Linked DNA regions of Homo sapiens: region 1 is linked to region 2. Evidence: chromatin contacts called from ENCODE Hi-C data. All regions are on one chromosome and are shown on one strand. The core of a region is the stretch at or near the end of the contact, and the rest is flanking DNA. Distances in the headings are between cores, read along the strand shown. Region 1 holds the start of MAP2K6 (mitogen-activated protein kinase kinase 6). Region 2 holds the start of BRIP1 (BRCA1 interacting DNA helicase 1).

The links. Hi-C counts contacts between places; a loop is a spot of excess contacts on that map. Pooled maps may share reads with other maps.
Region 1: a pooled map shows a loop between it and region 2 (7-fold over the local background). The contact joins the promoter of MAP2K6 here to the promoter of BRIP1 in region 2. A Hi-C loop is called at or near these places in 3 of 50 pooled maps.

What each region holds. Positions count from the first base shown.
Region 1 is chr17:69,412,230-69,417,966 of GRCh38, forward strand. It overlaps MAP2K6 (mitogen-activated protein kinase kinase 6), which reads left to right and starts at 2,468. Exons shown (of 12, transcript NM_002758.4): 1 at 2,468-2,771. The coding sequence starts at 2,756.
Region 2 is chr17:61,862,154-61,867,860 of GRCh38, forward strand. It overlaps BRIP1 (BRCA1 interacting DNA helicase 1), which reads right to left and starts at 1,375. Exons shown (of 20, transcript NM_032043.3): 1 at 1,131-1,375. INTS2 (integrator complex subunit 2) reads right to left here. Exons shown (of 25, transcript NM_001351695.2): 24 at 5,680-5,707; 25 at 3,214-5,573. The coding sequence ends at 5,404.

The DNA of each region.
Region 1 (5,737 bases), core at 1,218-3,717, 7.6 Mb after region 2:
TTAGCTGCTGAACATATTGTTGGTGCTATGGGAAAATGAATTGCAGATTGACTTTCAAGCTACAATCCATTTGCCAGCTGTGGACTCCGCACGCCTATGCAGAGAAAGTAAGAGCAGTAATGACAGTGGCAAAATGCACCAGACAAGTTGTGATTAGAACTCTTCCATAAAGAAGGGAGTCTGGGGCTACTTAAGAGCAATGCAGCTGACCACATAAAATGCAAATTGAAGCAAGCTCTAGGTGGCTGTTCAGGCCCTGCCTGGGCTAAGCCAGTTTACAGAAAGCTCCAGCAGCTATCCCAGGGCCTGGCTCCATCAGTGTTTGGGAAAGTGAACTAGATTTTCACACGTGTCTCCTGGTTAAATGAGACTTAGGAAACCATGCTGGTTTGAGGGGGTGCTGAGCTTGTGTGTATACGATAGGAGGGAAGGGACAACATGGATTAGCCTAGAAGGACAATAAAAGAGTTAGAAAGTCCTTGCACCTGTGTTCACAGACCAGCAATGCCTTCCTCTTAGGGGCAGAAGCTAATATGGAGATTAGATTGCCTTCACTAATTGTCAAGAATGTCAGTAAAGGGGACCAACTTAAGTAAATTAATGTTAGTCTCACAACCTATTGCATATTTAAGATTTGATTTGCTGGTTTGCAGCTGAAATAAGACGGCTTCCTTCCCTCTAATGCATCCCTTATGCAGATGGTCCTGGCTTCCAGCATCCTAAATACAATTCCAATAGTTTTCATTAGTAATCATCAAATCTAGCTGAATCTTCTTTCAAAGTGCCTCTTTTTGCCTTTCACTACTGACCTAACCTATCTCTAGCCTCTCCCAGTTCCAACCCACCTTGATTGCTGAGGGCAAATTTACTTTCTTAAAACAATGCTTGGATTAAGTTACGCCCCTTTGCAAGACCCTTTCACCTCCCCGCAAGTACCTGCAGAATAAAGTCCAAACCTCTAGCCCACCTTTTAAGGCCCTGTGGAGTCCTCACCTGTAAATCTCCCCCGCCCTCACCACTCCTGCACACAAGGCAACAAGGTCTCCTTGGCAGCTTCTGAGTAAGGTTGTCCTTATTTCTGCCACAGTGCTTTGTCCACACCTCCTTGAATTCCTCAATTCCTCCCTCTGTCTTAAAAGAACATTTCTGAGTCTGTCTGCTCCATGAAGTATAAGTCCGAGCTCATTTTTGCCCATGCCCTGCTCACTCCTCTCCATTCCTTGCAGTGAATTGTGCTAAGCATCTCTGGCTTCCTTGTGAAAAAGGTGATGCCGTTCTCCATCAGGGTGCTGTGTACCCACTATGTGTGAGCGGTACAGAATGAATGAACATCCCAGGGCCCTAGAAAGGCGCCTGGCACATCCTGGACACTCAACAAGTATCTTTTAATTTTAATGAATAAATTCAAGATATTCGACTGTATTCATTTTCCACCCACTTTCCCCCTAGGCCAGGGACTCTCCTCCCAGGTGAGAAAAAATCATCTAGATACCTTAATTTTGATAAAGTTAGCGTTGATGTATAAAAAGCAGAACTTCCTCTGTAACCCTGTGAGAAATGAGAAGCCTCCAATCTTCTTCCCCACACCTACCCCCTACTGAGTTTCGGGTTCCTTGGAAATAACTGACCTGGATTGTTTCTGACAAAATAAAACTTTGCATCTTCTCCACAGAGCAAAGGTAACCTTACCTCCAGCCAACCCAATCATCCATACATTTTTCTTACTAGAAAAAATGTTTTTAAAAATGGAGGTGTGGCCGGGCGCGGTGGCTCACGCCTGTAATCCCAGCACTTTGGGAGGCCGAGGTGGGCGGATCATAAGGTCAGGAGTTCGAGACCAGCCTGGCTAAATGTTGACACCCCGTCTCTACTAAAAATTAGCCGGGCGTGGTGGCGCATACCTGTAATCCCAGCTACTTGGGAGGCTAAGGCAGGAGAATTGCTTGAACCCGGGAGGCGGAGGTTGCAGTGAGCAGAGATCGCGCCACTGCACTCCAGCCTGGGCGACAGAGCGAGACTCCCTCTCGGGAAAAAAACAACAACAACAACAACAAAAAAACCCCCAAACAAACAAAAAACGGAGGTGTGAGGGTAAAACGTCTACAGGCAAGAACAGCACAACAGGTGCTGAGCTGCAAAATCAACACACTAAACTCCCAAACAGACCTTCTCGACAAGCCAAAAGCTCTTTAGCTAACCTAATATTCTTTAGCTGTTGTTTCAGAGGCTTTTCGAGAACAAAACTGCCGCCCCGTCTTGGCCTTGCCGCTTTTCACCCATCACTCTACTGAGTGTGTGTCTGACTTGTTTATCTGGACGCAATCTTTGTCGCACCCAGTTATCTCGCTCAGCGACCGGGGCGACCACGTTTCCTTAAATCAGAGCCCCGTGGACTCCGCCGGAGAACTACATTACCCAGCGGCCTTCGCGCCCTTCGCAGGAAGGACGTCTGCGCACTAAGATACTCAGTTCCAAGTTTGGAGCTTTTAGCTGCCAGCCCTGGCCCATCATGTAGCTGCAGCACAGCCTTCCCTAACGTTGCAACTGGGGGAAAAATCACTTTCCAGTCTGTTTTGCAAGGTGTGCATTTCCATCTTGATTCCCTGAAAGTCCATCTGCTGCATCGGTCAAGAGAAACTCCACTTGCATGAAGATTGCACGCCTGCAGCTTGCATCTTTGTTGCAAAACTAGCTACAGAAGAGAAGCAAGGCAAAGTCTTTTGTGCTCCCCTCCCCCATCAAAGGAAAGGGGAAAATGTCTCAGTCGAAAGGTAAGAGGCTGTTTGCATTAGTTGCAAAAATGCAAAGGGTTGTGCATGCATTTATGAATGCATGGATGCAATTTTCGCCTGGCGAGTGCATTTTTAAGTTTGAGGTTTTCCACAGCTCAGTTGCATTTCCTGTTTAGTATGTGTCTTTTTTTGCAGACACAGAGAGTTCCTGTAAGGCAGGGCTTGCAGTTCAGCTGTGCATTGACGTTATTTGCATTCTTCTGCTAGGATTACTGAGCTCTTTTTGCCTTTTGCACAGTCAGGAGAGACAGAGCAGGTTGGTAGCGTCTAAATGTGCAAGGCTTTATATAATTGTAAAATTCTTTACTATGCACAGATATTGTAAGTAATTTTGTATGCAACAGGAATAGAAACTTTTAAAAACTCTATAGGTGAAGATGAAAGGTAAAACTTGAGTTAAACTACTAGGAAATTAATGTAATCTTATATTCTTTGGGGGAAATAGACCGTTGCGGTGCCAGTATTTAGCTAAATTTCCATTGATATCGCCTTGAACATTAGGTAACTTTTGATTTTTAAAGGAAGTAAAGGTGAAGGGTGAATAACAGCATATCACAAAAAAGCAGACGAGTCTTGCTCTTCTGAGATTTTGCACTTTACACCAATTGCTTATTGGCTCGCAAAATTTAGAAGCAGCAGTGAAGACCTAATGTTTTATGTCTGCCCATTTGGGGGATGCTTTGCATCTTGGGGGAAAATATTGGGGGTAAAACTGTACTTTTAAGCATTACAGTAGTGTGAAGGGACTGCACTGTTTCATTGACAAGCATAATGAAATATTTTAAGTGTGTAACTGCGTGTATTTAGTCAGCTGTAATAGGTTGGAAGTTCACGTTATGGTTGTTTTCTTTATGTTCTTTTATTTTCTTTTCTTAATTTTTGTTTTTAAACACAGTTGTATTTTGCAGGCTTAATGTCACCCTGGGAAGGGGATTTAAAAAATTCCTGATATGACATCAAAGAGCAGACTAGGTGCTGTCAGGTGCCCCTGGGACCCCAAGTCACTTGTTTCAGAACAATTGTTTCTTTACCATAGAGAAAGCATATGCCATATGAGAAGTATGGGATGATGAAGAGAGGTGTTAGATACTATTGAATTAGGCTACCCGGGGCACTCTTTGAGTAAGACATGGTGAAATTAAAGGGTCTAACAAGCTTTTTGCTACTTTTTTGGGAGGGAGTGTGGGGAGTTGTTGCACCGCTTTTTAATTCTACCTGATGGGAGTCATATATCTCAGCAGCCCAAGAAGGAAGTAGTAATCTCAAGCATTCAAAGTAGCACTCTGCTTTTCTTTGAGTATTAGGGGAGAATGGAAATCTGAAAAGTTAAGAGTGCTGAAGAACCTAGGAATTGACATATCAGGTGGAGATGTTCCTCAAGTGGGGAAAACCTAAAAATCTCCTTATTGAGTAGAGAAATAATAGTTCAGAAGAGGCAGTCCATGCTTTGATGTATTAAAGAGATGGCATTTAGTTACTTTGTATTTGGTAAACATTCGCTCATTCATTCAATTCAGTTTAATATATGTGTAATATATTGTGATATGCATGTATATACATATGTATGTGTGTATATATATGCATGTATATGTATGTATTGTGTGTGTATGTGTGCACATGATTTAGGGACACACAAAAATATTTAAAATGAAGTTTTTCCTTCGGGTTGGTGAAAACAAGAATGTAAGGAAATCATTATAATACAAGATAATAGGACAGGTATTGAAGAGAAATGGTGCTATTGGAGTTTAAAAATGGAAGTGATTTATCTATTTGGGGGATAGTCAGGAAGGTTTATGAAGAGGGTGGTGTTTACTGTGATCTTATCTTTGGACTTTAGGGTCTAAACTAAATCAGGCTCCTTTTTGCATATTTTTGGGCTCACTATGAACGTGGCTCCCTCTTAGTAGAGCCAGTTTTTGAGTTGAGAAGCCAAAGGAGATATTAGCACTGCACTCTTCCCTATGGATGTGTTTACAATGGATCAGGTACTGGTGGTCCTTCAAATCAATTCCCATTTACCCAGATGAGTTTTCTTAATTGGATTCTGCTTGGAAAGTACATCTGGAATGAACATGGGGTTCTTGTCCGAAAGGAAAATTATTGGTAGAAAGAAGTGGGTGATCATTTTAGAAATGGCAAAAGAGCCAGCCGCCTTGGCCTGGACTTTAAATGTGGAATTGGCCTTATTCAGCTACGCTATTCTCAAATGGCCAAAATACTTTTTGCAGTACCAAACTTCTTTTTTAATATTCTAACCCAAGAAATGGGAGGAAAAGTGAAAAGTGGATACAATCTCATAGTATTGAAGAATTTAACAATATGTTCAATTCAAGGACCTTTACGAACTTTCTAGATCACTATAATTCGGTTTAACAGACCTCTAATTTAAGGCACAGCAGAGGCAAAGGAATTACAGACTCTCTGGAAGCTGGAAGGACTGGGTTACTGCTCTACAGCCTTACCAACAGTGAGATTCCGAGAAAGAATTTCTTAAAAAGAAATTTTGTTTTCCACAGTTGTAACTTTAGGTGGTATGCTTTTCAGCTTGTTTATATTAGCTGTCTGGGGTTGAGTTGACATTTTTCAAATATTAAAGCAGTAGAATGCCTTTTGAGGAAATCTGAAATGTAAGTTAACAGGAAGGGCACCCAGAAAGTGCAGGAATTCCTGCACACTACAGGAAGACAAGCTACAGGAAAAATGTGTCATCTACACTACCCGGGAGAGAAAAACTATTGTTATCAGCCATAATGATCTCCGGAGGGAGGGAGAGAAAGAGGGAGGTAGGGAGATCTGGCATCCCCCAGTTCACCTGAAAATACACAAAAAGTTTGACCCTGTTAAAATACACTTTTCTCACTTCTCCTCCTATTCACCTTTAAAAAATATTAGTTTATTTTAGTTTTAGAGAGCAATAAGTAAATCATGTAAGAAATGCCTAT
Region 2 (5,707 bases), core at 125-2,624:
TATGTTATCTTTGACATATCTTTTTACTTCTCTAGTCTAAGATCCTTACCTGTGATAACCCCTAATTTAATTTAAAGGCTGTTATAAGAAAGAGAATGCCTTGGCACATAGTAGGCACTCAAAAATGTTATTTGAAGATCAGTAGAGTATTATAGAAACAGGATGGGCTTTGGAGTAAGGCAATCCTAAGTTTGAATTCCACTGTGTGAATCACTTAACTTCTCAGAGCTTGTTTCTCCATATATGGAATTGAAATACTACTACTTACCTGACAGGGTTTTTATGAAAATTAGCCAGGGCAGAATGTACCTAACCCAGGATCTGATACAGATGAGGATCACTTTAATCCTCACCTCTTCTAAACCACTTTTCTTAACCTAGGATCCACGGATGTAATTCAGAGACAATGACCTCTTGAAATTGCAAGCATAAGTTTCTGTACATGATTGCATTTTTCTGAAGAAAAAGTCCATAGATTTCTCTTCCCGTAAATATATCTCAAGGAAATCAAAATAGCGGGGGAAATTACATGCACTGTTATTAAATAAGGAATTATTTGCAGTCGTGGGAAAAAATTGTAAATTCAACCTGGGGACGAAGAGATGGTTAAAATAGCAATTCAATAGATTATGAAGCCAATAATAACATTCACCACTGCTTGTGTGCTCCAAAAGAAGAACCATTATTCTAGGGTATTTTCCAGCTCTAACATTTTGCGATTCTATCTGTAAAGCTCTGAGAATGAGGTATGGTGGAATCTAACCTCTTAATATGAATCAACAACTCAACGCTGGCCTAGTTACTCAGATATAATCTAGAAATCAGCCCGTCCTGTACCCCGGCTGTGGCAACAATAGTGTCAAAATGGGGTAGCTTCCCCCAAACATTGCATAAAGGATAAACACACCCCTCTGCCTCCCGCCAAGAATTAACGCAGCGCCCGGGCTAAGAACAGGCCTGCGCTCAAAGGAGGTAAGGATAGGCTCCCTCCTCAGGTTTTCTGCCCCGTATCTCCCTCCTCCCCCAGCCAGTTGAGATCCCCGAGACCCTGGTGATCCAGTCACCACCCATGGGCCCGCAGGCTGTGCAGAAGAACTCAAGCCCTTTCCGTGGACTTCCCTCCGACTTGCCTGTCTGGAGGGAAACCGAAGCAACGCTCTGAGCTCCGATTCACTGAAGAAAAGGAAAGGAAACCGACTTCTGAGAGCAAATAAAGCGGAGCCCTGGAAGAGAAGAAAGGGCACGAGCCCTTCCTCCTCCCTCTTCCTGGGGGTGCTGCTACTTCCCCGGCCTTGTGTGCAGGACTGGGGCCGCCGTTACCTTTCCTCGACCCACCAGACCCCTCAACCACACAACCCGAGACGAATTCCCGCCTCCCGCCCCCTCGACTCCCAGCGCCCAATAGCCCAGCGAGCTCGACCAATCACCCGCCAAGGCCAGGAATCAACCAGTCCCGGTGCGAGGTGAGGGGGCGAGAACTTCGGCATCCAATGGAAGTCTCCGAAAAAAAAAAAAAAAAACAAGGGCTCAAGGTACGCGGCGGAAGGTTGTCGCCACTCCAGCAAATCCCTAGTGTTTGTTTAAAGTAGAAAGTCGTCTCAGTTTGACTTTTGAAACCGGCGATAGAGTCTATGCAGCAAATTCCTTGGAAACTGGAAGTCTCATTCTTCACGTCCGTAGACCAGCGGAAAGGAAGTATCTTTAAGCTTTGCCAAGTTCTTTGAGCATTTATCAGTGCCACTCAATTTAAATTACCCAGCTTTGCAGTAGCCAGGATAGCGAAGACTCAGGCGGGAATTGCCAGACTGCTGAGCCAAACTTAAGTAAGAAGGCTCTGTGACATCGGGCTACAATCTATCTTTCATAATATTCAAGGCTTTCCCGGATGCTAAAATAAGCCAGAGACAAGCTCTCAGGGTCTCCAGTATCAGATCACTTCTACTTCCATTAAGGCTTATCCGCCTTCCATCCCTCCTAAGACCAGTTTATTATTTGCCAGTAGTACTTTAATTTACTCAAAGAAAAGGAGGTTCATCATGATCTTGCCAAATCATGTTATTTTTTTAAAAAATCTGTATAACCTAAACTTGGCTCAAATAATAATGTCTCCAAAAGGCAAAACCTCATACTGTTTCTCAAATTCAAGTAACTAGTTTGGGGAAGGAGTTTGCTGGGAAGAAAGAGCAGGAGGGGGCTAGTTGATTTGTTTGCCTCATTGTCAATTGTGATATATCTTACCAAAAATGACAAAACTTGTAGTCATAAAAATAAACTCTACCCTTTGACCTAGTAATCTGAGCTCCAGATATTTATCCTAAAGACGTAATCTAAACGAAAGAAAATGTGATACCGCAATTGACAATAATATCTATTGGTAATACTGAAAAAAATTATGAACTTCCCAGTCTAGTAATATGGAGGTGGTTATGACAGATGAATTCAATACATTATGAAGCCAATAAACTTATAAAAATTAAACTTGCAAGAAAAAATCCCATATAAGGTTAAGTGAAAAAAGGCAAAGCAAACCCCAAACTGGGTGTTAGGGATTCAGTAATGTGAAAATACATATGAATGAGCAAAGATGAAGTAATTTACTGTTAAGACAATGAAAGGAAGGATAATGTTTAAAAATAAATCCTTAAAAATACCTTCAAATTGTCATTTCTCTTTTATAATTTTTAAAACATCAACTCTTGGCCGGGCGCAGTGGCTCACGCCTGTAATCCCAGCACTTTGGGAGGCCGAGGCAGGCGGATCACCAGGTCAGGAGACCAAGACCATCCTGGCTAACACGGTGAAACCCCGTCTCTACTAAAAATACAAAAAATTAGCCGGGCGTGGTGGCGGGCGCCTGTAGTCCCAGCTACTCGGGAGACTGAGGCAGGAGAATGGCGTGAACCCAGGAGGCGGAGCTTGCAGTGAGCCGAGATGGCGCCACTGCACTCCAGCCTGGGAGACAGAGCGAGACTCCGTCTCAAAAAAAAAAAAAATCAACTCTTTTGAGTAACTGCTCTAGTATAACTACTCTCATTTTCCTCTCCTAAATTACTAAGAGTTTCAACTGGCTCTCACCTTGCATTGCCATTTAATGTATGTGGCATAACAGAAAGGGATACACGTAGGCCCTGGAGCCATACAGACCTCGAATACAGTCCCTTGAACCGTTCCCTTCAGGTTAACTCTAGTGGAATGAAACACAAAAACTACAGGTTCGTTTGATAAAGAATATGAATGTTTATAAACCAATATTCAAAATAGCTGCACACATCTGTTTTCACTTGAATAAAAAAACACATTGTGACAAATTTTATAACCTTAACTTAAAATACATGAATATTAACATTTACTAATATATTTACACATTTTATTTACATCATCAACAAATCTGATGAAAAAGAGCATATGTGATTATTTTAACACAGCAGGTTATGACCAGTCTTTGAATATTGATCCAGGAATGTGCACTGCATTTAATTAGAAAACATACTTTTAACTTTTTCTGAACTCCTAGGGCATATCTATTCACACAAAATATCGCAAGGCCTCAGTTTAAAAAAAAAAGGAGCAGTTGTATTTAATCTTAAGGGACTACAAAACTGCCTTGTTTAAAAATATGAAAATTCTTATGCTATTTTTAAGATACTTTTATTACTTTTATTTTTCACATCAAAATTACTTAATTGAACATTAAGCATCTAATAAAAAGTTATAAATATTCTATCACATGTGATACTATGCACTTCATGATTTGAAACAGCTACAAACTCATTCTCATAGAATATGAGGTAGGGCCAGTAGTAACCCCATTTTACAAAGGAAGAAAATGAGATGTGACTATTTACTAGTGAAAAGGCTAAAGTTAAATTTCATTTCTCAAAAACTACACCTTCTTATTAGCCTAATTTCTTTTACAAGTGAAGCGGTCTGGCCAGGTGCGGTGGCTCACACCTGTAATCCCAGCACTTTGGGAGGCCAAGGTGGGCAGATCACCTGAGGCCAGGAGTTCAAAACCAGTCTGGGCAACATGGCAAACCCCCGTCTTTACTAAAAATACAAAAATACAGGTGGCGCGTGCCTGCAGTCCCAGCTACTCAGGAGGTTGAGGCACGAGAATCCCTTGAACCCAGGTGGCAGAAGTTGCAGTGAGCCAAGATCATCCCACTGCACTCCAGCCTGGGCAACAGGGGAAGACTCCACCTCAGGAAAAAAAAAAAAAAAACACAAGTGAAGAGGTCTGTTTCAAGTGGGGGTGGGGAAGTGTGTGATTGAGGTATATCTCAGAGAGAAAAAAGGGAATTACTTTCTACATTGATAATTTTTTTTTAATGATTAGGGTTTACCTGAATATGTCTGCCTAATCAATGGAAGTTACTGACAGAGGACTGCAAAATCCTTCGGCAAGACAATATTTTCTACACTTTAACTTTTCCTCAGGTTCAAACACTGCATTTTCTTACTCAAAGATCTTCTCAAAGTAAGATATGAATTATAATCCTGATGACAAACCAAGAGCTCTTTAATCCAGTGGGTTTTATTGCTCTACCTTCATTTAATTTGATACATATTTCCCCCCTCTGAGCATTAGGTAAGTTAATAAAGCATTATAAAAATAAATTTAAAACATAAAACTAAATGAGATCTCTCAGGTTCTTCTTTGAACAAAGATGTTTCTGTAAACACTTTTACACCAGTATCTTAAAATTCCAAATTATTCAAGTATCTCTTTAAACATATGGCTTCATATATTAATAAAAATTGAAGCAAATATGTGAAATCTTTAAATCCTCATCTGTATTTCCACAGAAATCATTTACAAAAGCTACTTGCCTTTTTAAAAGTCTTCTCAATACTCTTTCTTGAGAACTAGAATTCCAACTTGCATTACTATTACTTGCACTGCAAATCTTTGAGATTTCTACTTGTGTTTTTAACTCCTATTATTTCCTTAATTCTCCTTTCCCTTTACCCTTTTTTCCTCTCCCATCTTTGCATCTTTGTCACATTCTGTTACAAGCTCACAGTTAAAATAAACACTAGGGCTACCCACAGACTCATTTTTATAAGAAATTAAAGGCATGGCAGTCTTCACTTCAAAAGCTAAATACAAGGCCAAATTCCCTTTCCAATAATGAGTTTCTTACATGTGTTCCCAGTGGAAAAAAAAAAAGCTCAGCTGCTACAATAGAAACATATCAGCAAAGTAGATCCAAAGATGTGCCAATCAGAAACAAGCAAGCATAATTCTCATAAAGTTCTAAACTATACTCATGTTGAATTGAATTGTTTTAGTGATTCCAAGACAATACTTTACTGTTCCCATTCAGTTTAGAGTTGTTACTAATATGCAGATTCATGTTGGGTATATGCAGCAAACAACTTTTTGTTGTTTTAAATTTTGTTTTAAATTCCACTAACACTCATATTTATTATTTCAATTACTGTTCTTTCAATACAGTGACAGAGCTGTACATCAGGATCCATGCTTCCAGTGTCCCTGGATCCATTTTTATAAGATGAATCTTTACAGATTTGAGACCATCCACTTGGTTTCTCCTTTATTTGTTGAAGACCTACAACATAAGGGAAAAAAAACATTAAGGCCAAGAAATTTGGAAAGGAATTTGGCCTTTTTGTTTGAGATATTAAGATAACCCTTGAAAATAAGTTACCACTTACGTGTAATAATTGGATCAATGTCTCTTGT